Regions from separate parts of the Homo sapiens genome. Here regions 2 and 3 are each linked to region 1. The links are chromatin contacts, found by Hi-C or POLR2A ChIA-PET in ENCODE. All regions are on one chromosome and are shown on one strand. Each heading gives the region's core, a stretch centred on a gene start or an enhancer-like site at or near the end of the contact. The rest is flanking DNA. Distances are from core to core; before and after follow the strand shown.

What was found. A loop is a pair of places that touch in the nucleus more often than their neighbours do. ChIA-PET counts read pairs that join two places held with the same protein, here RNA polymerase II (POLR2A). Pooled maps may share reads with other maps.
Region 2: a map of PC-9 shows a loop between it and region 1 (4-fold over the local background). The contact joins the promoter of P3H2 here to the promoter of CLDN1 in region 1. A Hi-C loop is called at or near these places in 13 of 168 maps with a recorded cell type or tissue (Caco-2, Calu3, IMR-90 and 10 more), 1 of 37 single-sample maps with no recorded cell type and 17 of 50 pooled maps. POLR2A ChIA-PET finds 5 or more read pairs at or near these places in 3 of 52 experiments (MCF 10A, T-cell and WTC11).
Region 3: a pooled map shows a loop between it and region 1 (14-fold over the local background). The contact joins the enhancer-like site here to the promoter of CLDN1 in region 1. A Hi-C loop is called at or near these places in 7 of 50 pooled maps.

What each region holds. Positions count from the first base shown.
Region 1 is chr3:190,320,067-190,324,368 of GRCh38, forward strand. CLDN1 (claudin 1) reads right to left here and starts at 2,380. Exons shown (of 4, transcript NM_021101.5): 1 at 1,918-2,380. The coding sequence starts at 2,140. It also overlaps a transcript of CLDN16 not described here. RefSeq lists a silencer at 2,371-2,530.
Region 2 is chr3:190,119,179-190,123,480 of GRCh38, forward strand. P3H2 (prolyl 3-hydroxylase 2) reads right to left here and starts at 1,719. Exons shown (of 15, transcript NM_018192.4): 1 at 1,074-1,719. The coding sequence starts at 1,553. P3H2-AS1 (P3H2 antisense RNA 1) reads left to right here and starts at 1,786. Exons shown (of 4, transcript NR_126419.1): 1 at 1,786-1,911. RefSeq lists silencers at 1,196-1,275, 1,486-1,715, 1,662-1,956 and an enhancer at 1,926-2,105.
Region 3 is chr3:190,489,388-190,493,689 of GRCh38, forward strand. No RefSeq gene overlaps it. Among named protein-coding and RNA genes, the nearest start is that of IL1RAP, 23 kb to the right of the region's middle. Within about 2 kb of position 2,251, at least 4 of the 41 ENCODE cell types and tissues checked have a DNase peak (open chromatin) inside an H3K27ac peak, as active enhancers do.

The DNA of each region.
Region 1 (4,302 bases), core at 1,130-3,629:
TGTGTGTGGGGGGGTAGGTATTTAGTCCTTTCACCCTAGTTTTAAAAACTGTAATAACTACATTAACCAAAAAATGAAAGTAAAACATTTTAACACATTATCATGTGTAAGGATGATCCATTTGAGTATTTACAACATAGATCAATCTGATTTCATTTGGTCATTTCAGGAAGTTAAAAGAAAACCTATTTAAAGATGTTGAAAAGGAACTATTTTGATCAGAGGAATAAAACTGACAGTGAGACCTCTCTGGAATTGTCCTTAGAAACCTCCACCTGCCAATTCCTTAACGTGGTACCTAAAATGCCTGACACCGTTTCCTTAAATATATTTATCTTTCCATGGAGAAATTCAATAATTATTACCAAATTTTTCATTTTATAAGTACAAATATAACCCCTGAGGGCAATGAGCAACACATAATTACTAAACTTATGGATTGGTTTTGGTGTAAAGAAGTCCTGATATGAGAACCTTCAAAAGCTGAAATAATAACACTCAAAACAACCATGCACATTGACTGAGCAAATGCCACAGGTATTCAAGGTGTTCAAACAGATTTGGAACAGGTTTAATAACTCTAAACTATATGGCTTTTGATATACACTATTAAAAGTTGTCCCTTGATAGGAGGTAGACAAAACAAGTTAAGTAAACTTGAACAATGCCAACACTTTTCACCCTTAGCATGCAATGGGGGCCAGTGGGCAGTCACGTTCATCTAGGCAAAGACTAAGGGATCTTTTCTTCAAGTGAGTTAAAGGGCATAACAGACACATGATATAAGACAATTAATGTGATTTCTCAAGGAAGATACTCCAGCCGTGAATCATTATTATCTAAGTAAATGGGAATTTAATGACTTTTCGGACAAGGAACTCGAAACCTTTAATTTAAAAAACAAAGTAAAACAATTATCCTATTATCCTTCTTCCCACCATCCTTAGAAATATGTCTCTCTATACAATCCTTTCCAGTTTTACAGGGGGTCACTGAACATCCATTACACAGAAATTTCTTTGTGGAAGATGGAAACCTAAGGAAGACCCACCTCTTCTTTCTCTCTCACTGCCTTCCACTCCCAGCTGACCTCTGATTTCATCAGCTATGACTATTTTGCTGCATTTCCCTTCAGTGCCTTTACTTTTTTCTTTGTATTATGTTGCGCAGGTTATTTAGAACCTTTCTTGTCAGCCTTTCCCCACCTGCCACCAACCTTCTCTTTCCAAGATAGCACTACACCGTCAGCCTCTACAGAAGACCTTGGGTCTGAAAATTAAAACTTCGGGGGAATCTCAAGCAGCTTCTCCAAAGAGTCTTGCAAGGGGCCTCCCTGCACTAACTGGATCTTATAAATTAAAAGAATCAACCTCAAGCATAAGCAGAAGACACTTAGATAGGACATTTCCAGTAGGAATGTAACTTTTACTATGAAAAAATCATATTAAAGGTTAAAAAGTTATATCTAATACTTGAGGATTATTTATTTAAGCGTGCACACTTGAGAAGTTACCAGGCTTCAAACTTTTTCAGTCATCCCATTTTCTTGTCTGAACTCTACCAATCCTCAATTTACCCCAAATCTCGGAATGCCTAGGAGAGGTCTAAGAGCTCAAGTTCAAGTTTGGCCTTCACTCCCTCAACTCGAACCACCAGCATAGGAATTTAGGATGAAGCCACACCTAGAGTGGCAGAAGTGTCACCCAGGGAGTTAGAGGCAAAACTAGAGCTTATGCCTGGGCGTCGCTTTCCTCAAACCAGGATTCTCTTCATTTCCTTATGACAGAGCACATGATCAGAAGACTTGATCAACTGAAGACTGATAACCATGGAATCACACAACAGAATGAGCCCATAAGGGAGCTGCAGGGGGACTGGGGCCTCTGGACGGCCGCTGTGAGGTGGGGGTGCACTCACTGCTCAGATTCAGCAAGGAGTCAAAGACTTTGCACTGGATCTGCCCGGTGCTCTGCGACACGCAGGACATCCACAGCCCCTCGTACATGGCCTGGGCGGTCACGATGTTGTCGCCGGCATAGGAGTAAATCCTCCACTGGGGCAGGGCAGTGCTGACGATGGCGCCGATCCATCCCAGGAAGGCGAGAATGAAGCCCAACAGCTGCAGCCCCGCGTTGGCCATGACTCGCTCGGGCGCCCGCGCTGGCTCAGGGGTGGCAGGTGCAGAAGGCGGAGAGTTTGCAGGTGGGCAACCCGGACTCCCGAAGGTGGCTGGGCCCCGCGGAGGAAGTTAAGGCGGGGAGCCCTGCTCGCTGCGCCGCCGCTGGAGAAGCTCTGGGTCGGGGTTGGGGTCCGCGCCCGGGGCGGCGCTGGAGTCTGGATACTAGAAGCTGCGGTTGCTCCCAGGCTCGGGAACTGAGACGCAGAACCGCTGGGCGCCGCGATTTAAAGCAGCTCCGCCCGCCTCAGCCCCGGCAGCCGGGGAGCGCCCCCTGGCGGTTTCAGGGCGGCTCACCGAGAGGGCGCCGGGAGCGCCCGGTTGGGGAACGCGCGGCTGGCGGCGTGGGGACCACCCGGCAGGACCAGGCACCAGAGCTGCGTCCCTGCTCGCTTTCTCTCGTGGATCTTCTCGCTCCTGTAAGGCGTTTCACGCTTTTCATTCATTCACTCCAATTATCCAAAAATTACTATGCACTGTACTTGTAAATCCTAACACAAAGATGAAAAAATGATCCTTCAAGAGCTGCAGTTTTAGGTTTAATACTTTTTTCCCAATATCTTATTAAAAGGCATTTCTACCCAACTCCGCGTCTCCTCCCCCATCACACCATTTCTCTCTCCTTTGCTTGGCTTCCTCCCCCTTCTTTCCTCTCTCTGCTCTCTTCTGTCAAGGTCGTTCCATCACTTGTCTCTGCAAGGAGCCTCAGAGACTTTTACACTCTACAGATTGGGAAACAGACCCAGAGAGCAACATGATTTACACACACACACACACACACACACAGACACACTCACGCACGGAGCATATCCAGTACTTGGCTCCCCTCCCAATCTGCTTTCCACTACATATCAAGTTGACCCAAAATATCCCCTTTGATCTATGATTGTCCTTTTTGATGTATTATTGTCCTTATGAAACTGCAGGCTAGCAGCCCTTCCCCGCCAAACACCAACCTCCTCCCCACAGCAGTTATGTCTTAGAGCAGCAATTCATTATCAGAGGGACCTGGCCAGTGCCCCGCTCTCCCTGAAAGGTGTTAATTTTGTGAGTTATCAAATGTTGTTCGTCGCAGGTGAGGACATGTAAACAGCGTTTCCCCAGTGGCAAAAGGACTGGGCTGGAGTTGAGGAAGTCTGGGCTCTGGTTCCAGCTTTTACTGTGACTGGCTATCTCACCCCTCCGGTTTCGGTCTCGCTGGGACTGTAGTTTCCCTCTATGTTTCTCCAAAGCTTCCTTCTTTGTAGTTAGTCAGAAGTGCTGTTGTGGTTAGGAATCATTGAAATGTTTTTCCAACTGCTTTTTGTGTGTGGTGCGAGTGTGGTGGGAGGGGAAGCTTCTATGGTTTTAGTAAAAACAGAAGCATCTTGGAAGCAGAAATAAACATATTAAGGATAAAATAAGATATACCCTTATATACCATGGCAACTGCTAGTTGGTGACAGAGAAGGAAAGGTGCAAATTCTCAAGGTGGGAATGGGAAGAAAGGCCAAGCCCCACCACCTTCATTTCCACCTGGCTCTCCCTGGATGCCTTTCATGTAGGCTTAAAACTAAAGGACTTGGCCGTGCTAGGATTTAGGGACAAGCAATGAAGAATGTAAGACAGGAGCTAGATGAAGACAATTAATTTGGACTGAGATTAACACAGTGAATACTGTCTTTCTCCTATCAGCTGTTTAGGACAAGACCATGTTCGTGTTGTATCCCAGGGTTAGGGCCTGCAGTCAGTACTACTGTCTAGGTCTCAGTGGATGTTCTGTGGGTGCCTGTCAGTGTGGATGAAGATGTATCAATCACATTTGATTTTGTAAAAATTCCCTGATCAGAGAAGGCACTGGAATTTGCTGCAGGACTAGAGCAGTACCATGTGAATCATATAATCTCATTTTCTTCTTTTTTTTGTTCCAAACATTTAAGAATTAAAAGTATTATTAAACACCCGGGCACGGTGGCTCAGGCCAGGCGCAGTGGCTCACGCCTGTAATCCCAACACTTTGGGAGGCTGAGGCAGGCGGATCACTTGAGATCAGGAGTTCGAGATCAGCCTGGCCAACATGGTGAAACCCCGTCTCTACTAACAATATGAAAATTAGCCGGGCATGGTGGTGGGCGCCTGTAATTCCA
Region 2 (4,302 bases), core at 469-2,968, 200 kb before region 1:
GAGGAGAGGAGAGGAGGGGAGAGGAGAGGAGAAAAGAAAGCAAAGCAGAGCACAGCAGAGCAGAGCAGAGCAGAGCAGCCTGGTCCATTGGCTAGCATGAACAACCAACCCCAAAGCTTCCACTTTTCCGGTAGCTGTAGAAGATACATTGATATATTAACACAGAAAACGAGAAAGAAGGGTTAAGAGTGTCAATTTGAAGGAAAATTGGGTGAGTGGCAGTGGAGGTTGAAGAACTCATTCAAATTCCCTCTGCTGAAGCATCCAGAGAGATCTTCAAAGTTATGGATGTGAACAATATGTCAATATGCATACTATACCTCCTGACGCTAACTTTAGGCAAGTTAGGCATACAAAAATAAAACTAGAAAGAGAGGACTGATGCCTAGTAACCCAGTCCAATGCATACCACCAGAAAACGTAAGCCCTCTATCAAAGGAGAAAAAGTCAACACTTAGGGTGGATACTTTGACTGAGACTGCCTCAAACAGCTTCGCCTCCTCCAAGCATACCTTCTCTTTAACCTTTGATCTTTACTTTTTTGTAGGTGAAGGGGAGAAGAGAGAGAAATTTGTTTTGGAACAGGTCTTTCAACTTCACTATTTTGAAGATTCTTTTAAACTTCAGAGAAAAGGTGCAGACTACAGTATAGGAAGGATAAGAGAGAGGAGACAAAAGAAATGGGAAGTGAGAAGGGAGAAGAGAAATGGGAAGTGAGAAGGGAGAAGAGAAATGGGAAGTGAGAAGGGAGAAGATAAATTGTACTAGATTCAGCTTTGTCAATGCCTCATGAATTAGTGCTGAATGGGTACTTTAAACATCACCTTATCAGGACAGTCCTCTTTTTGAGAGAGAAGCTGGCTCTGAGAAAGAGAGAAAAAGACTTGTCCAAGTTAATCAATTGTTGCATACAGAGATAGGGCCACCAGATATCTGGATTCACAAACTGAGACACATATTTAAGGAGACCCAATTCGAAAGACTGAACAGAGATGACGGGGGCAGCAGGGAGGGCTCAAGAGAGCGTGTGAGAGCCGCAGGGGCTTTGCAGTGGAGGAGCGCTCTGTGGGTACCTTGATGTAGGCCCGCTGCAGGTAGTTGTAGGGCACTCTGCGCTGGAAGTCGCTGCGCACATCCTCGCTGACGCGGTGGCGGGATGCGGGGCCCCCGAGGCGCTGGGTCTCACAGCTGCGATAACAGCGCGCCCGCCCCAACAAGGAGCGGAAAAGGGGCAGCTCAGCGCCGGGGCCCTCGCCGGGGGGCGGGGGCGGGAGCGGGTGGCGCGCCGCGCAGTGGCGGGCACAGCGCGTGCGGATTTCCCGCAGGCGCCGGTGGCTGCGCAGCGCCGCTTCCAAGTCGCGCACCGCTCGCTCGTAGTCTCCGCTGTAGTAGGCGGCCGCGCCGCTGGCGTAGAGCAGGTCGAAGGGCTGCAGAGGCCCGGGCTCCAGCTCCAGCTCCCGGCGTGGGCTGTCCGGGGGGCCGCCCCACAGTGGCGGCGGCAGTAGCAGCGGCAGCAGCAGCAGCAGCGGCGGCGCCCAGATGCGCTCCCGCATCCTCCGCCTCAGAGAGGCGCGGGACGGTTACGCTCGAGAGGGCTTCGGGGCACCTCGCGTCCGGGTCCCCTCTCCCACCTTCCCTCGGGGAAGCGCGCCGACTCCGCCGCGATCTGGCCGCTCCGCGAGCCCCAGGTGACCGCCGGCGCTCCGCGTACTGAGAGGCGGAGGCCGTGCCTGGCCAGCCGCTCTTAAAGGGACGCCCACAGCTCACACGCTCCTCCTGCTGCCTGAGACTCCGAGAGCCGCTCTCCCAGGCTCCCCGCTGCAGCGGCGGGGCTGCCAGGGGCGGCACACTCCAGCGCCAGCCAGAGAGCTAGCGCCGCTTGAGGCCGGCCGGGGACGAGGCGCTTTACACGTGAGCTCCCTTCTGGTTGTACAAGTGGATAGTATTAGTCTTCTTTTTGGGAAATAAAGAAAATCCAGCTTAGCAAGGTTAGGGCCTTAATCATATTCTGGAATCTCTGTATGGCCTCGCAGTTTGCAGAGTGCTTCACCTTCTAAATGAAGCCTGGAGCGCCATTTCAGACTGAATCAAACCGTAGATGCCATGTGTACCTACGCAACAAATCTGCGCATTCTGCACGTGTATCCCGGAACGTAAAGTTAAAAAAAAAAAGAATAAATAAATAAATAAATAGAAAAAAAACCCATAGAGGCCCTGTAGGCCCAGATGCGGAGGTTTAAGAAGATAAGTGATTTGCCTAAATGCATAGAGCTGAGAAGTGGCAAAGGACGGACCCAACCCAGGGCCTTTAGAACCAAAGCTTACCGCTTCTTCTCTTGGGGAAGGTTTCTCCCTTACCTTTTCGTCCAACTTGGTGTGGATGTGTGTCCGGGCATTGGATCAGGGCGCTGGGCCAGGGGAAGAACAATATATAGCCTGCCTTTCCTGTGCAGCCCGTGGTTTTACAGGGCCCAGAGAACCTTTGGAGGCAGGAGGAGCTGTACTCGCATTCTGGCTCCGTCCGTTTACCAGCTGTGTGACCTTGGCAACTGAGGGCCTCAGTTTCCTCATCTCCTAAACAGCCAGACGCCTAACACGTAAAATGCTATTCAGAAAAAAATTCTTGCTGTGGGCCAGGTGCAGTGGCTCACCCCTGTAATCCCAGCACTTTGGGAGGCCAAGGCGGGTGGATCACCTGAGGTCAGGAGTTCGAGACCAGCCTGGCCACCATGGCAAAACCCCGTCTCTACTAAAAATACAAAAATTAGCTGGGCGTGGTGGCACGTGCCTGCAGACCCAGCTACTCAGGAGGCTGAGGCAGGATAATTGCTTGAACCTGGGAGGTGAAGGTTGCAGTGAGCTGAGATCATGCAGCCTGGGTGACAGAGTGAGACTCCGTCTCAAAAACAAAAAAAACAAAGAAAAAGAAAAGAGAGGAGAGGAGGGGAGGGGAGGGGACGGGAGAGGAGAGGGAAATTCTTATTCTAAGAGTTGAACAAAGAGGCAATTTAGTATATCCCTTACCTCAAGGAATTAAGCAATCTGCATCAATCTAGGAATGAGAAAGCTGACAGAAATGGTTGCCAGATTCCAAACGACTAGCTGGAGGCTTCCTGTTCCTCCCCTTCTCCTCTGTCACGAATACATTCTTAGCCAAGGTGTTCCCCTCTTTCGTGTTCCTTGGCTTCACACTCTCACAAGAATATTGGTTGGACCCTGGATCCCAGCCTGCCTCCTGGAGGCATTTCTGTGGTCTTCTAGTGCCTGTGAGAATCTCATCAGTCTTTCAGCCCCTGCAATGGTGAGCAGAGGGACAGGCAATGGGAAAAAGACTCACGCATGTATCTAGTTGCTATGATTTTTCCGAAGAAGGCTTTTATGTGGAATCACCACTACGCTGAGGGGCTTGCCAGAGATTCATGCTGATTCCTTCATTCATTTTGTTAGGTTTGACCACTCAGGCCATGAACAGCCCTGGCTGTGTAATTCCAAGAGACACTGATGAATCATGCTCTTTTTTTTTCCCACCAAACGTTACTAATTCGGCTCATATCACTGATGAAAAAGCTCCAGTTTGGAGCTGAATGTATATTGAATGCCTTGGATGGTCAGTGTTCCAGAATTAGCACATCAGTCATCTGCCCAGACTTTTTCTCTAGAGATTGTCTGTTTTCAGATAAAGATTTTGGAGTCTAGTCCAGGGTTATCAGTCCACTTGTGGAAGGTTTTGAAGCACATCAGGATAGGAACTCCTGCTGTGGGACTGAGGGCAAAGTGCCAGGATACCTTGCTACATTCTATTTGTACATTTGGTGACATTTCTACATCATTTAATATATTTCAATTAAATTAACAATTTTTGATGCCTACTCTTAAAGTAAATATTCTAGGTGAAAGAGAAGATAAGTCAGGATTCTTACCTTTGGGAAGCTCACAGTACTGTATAGGAAACAAATTTGATATATATAATGTATACAGCTATAATACAAGGTAGAATGTGGTACGTGTTAGATTAGATTGAAAGTGTTGGCCGGGCGCAGTGGCTCACACTTGTGATCCCAGCACTTTGGGAGGCCGAGGCAGGTGGATCACCTGAGCTCAGGAGTTGGAGACCAGCTTGGCCAACATGGTGAAATTCCGTCTCTACTGAAAATACAAAAATCAACTGGGCGTGGTGGCAGGCACATTTAATCCCAGCTACTCAGGAGGCTGAGGCAGGAGAATCACTTGAACCCGGGATGCAGAGGTTGCAGTCAGCCAAGATCGCGCCATTGTACTCCAGCCTGAGCCACAGAGTGAGAC
Region 3 (4,302 bases), core at 1,001-3,500, 170 kb after region 1:
TCAGACTCAAGAGGGAGTGTAAATTCAAAGACCGAGCTCTTAACCAATGTACCATGGAAATTATAATCTGGTGAAGACACAGCAGTTAATTACCCAAGCCATTACTCCTTTAAAAAAATCTTATATGGATTTAAACAGGGCTGCCATGTATTAAACTACTTTACAGACTTATACATTTCCCCAACTATACTATGAGTTTTTGAAGCGAAGAATTATATGTGATTGATTTATTGTTCTCCCATAGCACCGGGTATAGTAACTCTTCCATAGCAAGCATCGATAAATAGGTATTGAACTGATTATTTACACTGGAACATTGCAAATCCCATACCCTCAGCCTTAAACTAATTAAACTACTGCTCCTTCCACCTCCTTTCACACAGTCAGAGTCAGAAACACTTACTCACAGCACCAGGTACAATTTAATATTCCTATGGGCTTCATGCAATGGAAAACAACCGACAAGGAACCAGAAAGTATAGGTTTGAGGTTTGATCGTGTGGGTCCATTTTTTACAAGTCATTTCTATTCTCAGTCCTTTTTACCCAACAACACAGGGTGTACACTAAATGATCTCCAGTCTCCTTTCAGCCTTGGTTGTGCATAAAAATGGTTCTGGAGTCAGACACAGCAGGATTCCAATATAACAATTCCAATTTTCTTAGCTGTATGACCTGAAACGAGTTACTTAATCTCTAATATAAGTAAAATACTACAGTACTTCACAAGTAGAATGCTCTCAATAATTATTAGATACTTTTACTATTATACTGTAATTGTTTATTGTAAATCTTTTAAAGTGAATTTAAGACATGTGCATATGTGTATATATTATATATATTAATATGGTAGCTTATTTTTGATTATGTGCTGATGATAATATATGCTTATAGCTTTTGTAAACTCATGTCACATTGTCTGTGGTTATTTATAATACTGTATAAGACACTTATTGACATTTGCAAACTGATAAATTGAATCATGCAGGAAGCTGTTTTATAGCTAACATCCTTTTTAATTTATTTCTCACTCACTTGACTTGATTCATCTTTTCAAGATGAATTGACCAGATTTATGGCTTTTTGTAGGCACAGCTCATGGCAGATCCTTAGGCGCTGTTAGGAAAAAGCAAGATTAAGAAAACAAATCCTCTGTATTTATTAATCTCTCTGAAAATTCATTAAGGATTCTACTTTCACCAAGAGAAATCAGCAGAGACAAGCAATACACATAACTTTTGCTAAGAAAATAGTAAACCTTCTCTCCTTTGGGGAGAGCTGTAAAATTTTAGGAACTTGTCTTGAAATATAAATCTACTGAAGACCCAACTTTCATTTAGTTCCGTTAAACTACAGCCTTTAGCTTCAATCCTATACAGATCTTGTGGTTCTTTACTATGTAGCTATAAATCATCTCATTTGTTTTTACCCAGTAGCAAAAACATTGAATCAAATTATGCATAAAACAAAATCCTGTCTCGCCCGTCAGAGACTTCCCTCCAAGTTGAGATGGATAATATACAAGCTCCTAAGGGATAGACCTCTCCAGACAATTACTTCCTAAGGATCGTAACAGGACAATTTTACTCTCTATTGTATTGACATTTCCTACTCTTCTATTTTAATTCCAAGTGGATTCATAATATTCAAAACAGGGGGAGAAGGGACAGAATTTCAAACCAAAATTGAATACGCACTTTTCAGCGACTCAAGTTGCTACGTAATTCCTCCTTAAAGTTAGTTGCTATGCCTTTGTCAGTTTTCCTTTCTTGCTTCATTAAGTCAATTAGGAGGAGTCTGAGATCAATGATTATTAAAAATTATCTTCTCCAAAGTATAATATTCTCTAAGATGCTACTTTTTCCCCATGATTGAGATTCACCCTTTCTCTAATAAATAACTCCGTTGAAATGTATTACAAACTTAATTCAAATGATCCAATAGTCTAGGTTTAATCAGAAGATAGATAGGAAACACTTAGTTGGTTAAACAGAGGAAGCTGAATATAAAGAATTATTAATGATGACAAAAGAGTAACTATCAGATATAGGGAAAGTATGGTACTCTAGGGTGGAGGGAGTACCAAAGAAGGGATAAAATTGGAAGGCATTCAGACCTCTGTCATAGGTTAGCAAAGATGGCCAGAGCTGGTCTGCAGTTACAGGGCAAACAATAGGCAACTCTCTAGGGAGCAGGTAAGCTGTAGGTGATTGGCAACCTGCGTTGAAGCCGTGTATTCAGTGTCCTGGTACTGACAGAGGATGGGAACAAGCTTGCAGATAAAGCCACGCTGGGCACATGACTCTCCAGGCTACTGGCCACTTGGGCTTATCCAGACAGTCTGGACAGGTGGTTATTTTTAGATCTGTAGGTGGCTTTGGAGGTCACTGAATCACCTTCCTTGACAGTTGAGAAAAGTGAGTCTTGAGCAAAAGGGACTTTCCCACATTTGTACAAAGGTGTAGTGAGAGTGGCAGAAACAAAATTGAGGTTTGGATACAATGGCTGGCAGGTTAGGATTAAAAATCAAAACCAAAGCCACAGACTAACACACAAAGCCACTTTCTAGTTTTGTTTTAACTTTATTTCCACAACTGGTGAGTATAGCTATAAGAACAATGAATCAAGCTTAATCATTTGTGCGCAATTAGTCCATTTTGGTTTATGTTAAGAACCTTCTGTGCTATGACCCGAGTGCACTATCTAATTTGGGAAATGCAAAGGTTTTCTGTCCGAGGGGATCCTTTCATCATTAGCATGTTATGTTCTCACCCTTTCTGGAGCAACCATTTGGAGCTTTTTCTCAAAAACACTTTTATCCAATTTTTTAATATACTTACCCATTCCTAAATCCCTTCACTGTTTGAGTCCTAGCATTGCTCTGACTTTCCTAGCATTGCTCTGCCTTTCTCAGAGGAGAAAGCACAGTACAAAATGCTGGTTGCTAAGCAGTGCCTATTTTTACTCCAGTTGAGCAGAATAGAGACCCACTCAATGAGCTTCTATCATTGAGACTAGTGATGAAACAGCTACTACAGGTTAAAAATTTATCAGTGTTTCTCTGTGGAATCCATAGCAAGGCATCTGGGGCAAGAGTGTGAAATTTAGACCAAGGGCCTGCCCAAGGTAGGTATTGATATAATGATTGGAAAAACTCATAAATACAGACATCAAGTATTGGTTGAGCACCTACTATGTTTAAGGTACTGCATTAGGCAATTGGAGTAAATTATTGGACTAAACAAATTTGGTCCCTGATTTCATACTGCCTATAGAGTAGATGGAAAGACAGACAAAAAAAACAGAAGTGCCAAAATGACAAATAGTGATAAGAAATAAACATGTTGCTAAGAAAGAATAGCAAAGAGAAAGGGAGTTTATTTTAAGTAGGTTACAAAGAGGAAGGCTATCTGAGGCCTACATGCAAAGACCTGGAAGGAGTCAGGCAGAAGCATCAGTTCCTGAAAATGTTTGGGTGAGGCTGGGGTGAGTGTGGGGGGCTGTGAGAAGTAATAGGTGGGCAGTCCATTGCCTCTACAATTAAAATACATCCAGTGTCAAGAGTTCCTTGCAAACTTTACTTCTAAATCCTTAGCCCAAGCCACCATCATTTCTCATCCAGATTGTTGCAATGGCTTTGTGACTGGTCCCCTGCTCTGCCTTTCTGCCTGCAGTCAATGATTCCCCAAACACTCAAAGAGATCCATTAAAAATGGATCAGATTACGGTAATCCCCAGCCCAAATTCCTCCAGCAGTTTCCTATCCCACTTTAGGCATGAGAAAAAATACCTTAAAAGGCCAACCTTTTGTATCTCTGGCCAACCACTGTATCTCTCACTTCACCGACTCCTCCTCCTCCCCTTGTCCATTCCGTTTCAGCCACACTGACGTCTTTGCTGTTCCTCAAACAGGAAGAGTTTGCTCCTACCTCAGGACACTTGCAGTTGCTGTTTTATCTTTCTGGAATCTCTTTCTCCAGTTAACTGCATGATTTACTGTCTTGCCTAATTTAAGTCTTTGTTCAAATGTCACCTTCTGAAGTAGACCTTCTCTGACCATATACAAAATTGCACTATCCCCAGCACTTTCTCTTTTTTTTTTACCTTATTCTTCTCAATAAAACTTATTGCATCTGACATACTATATATTCTATAATTTATTTTACATAAATGTGGAAAATAGAGTTTTAGTAAGCTCCCTTGAATGGTGAAATTCTTTCAATACACTTTAATTTTTAGAACAGCTTGATATTTTCGGAAAAATTGAGGAGATAGCACAGAGCATTCCTCCATACCTGACATC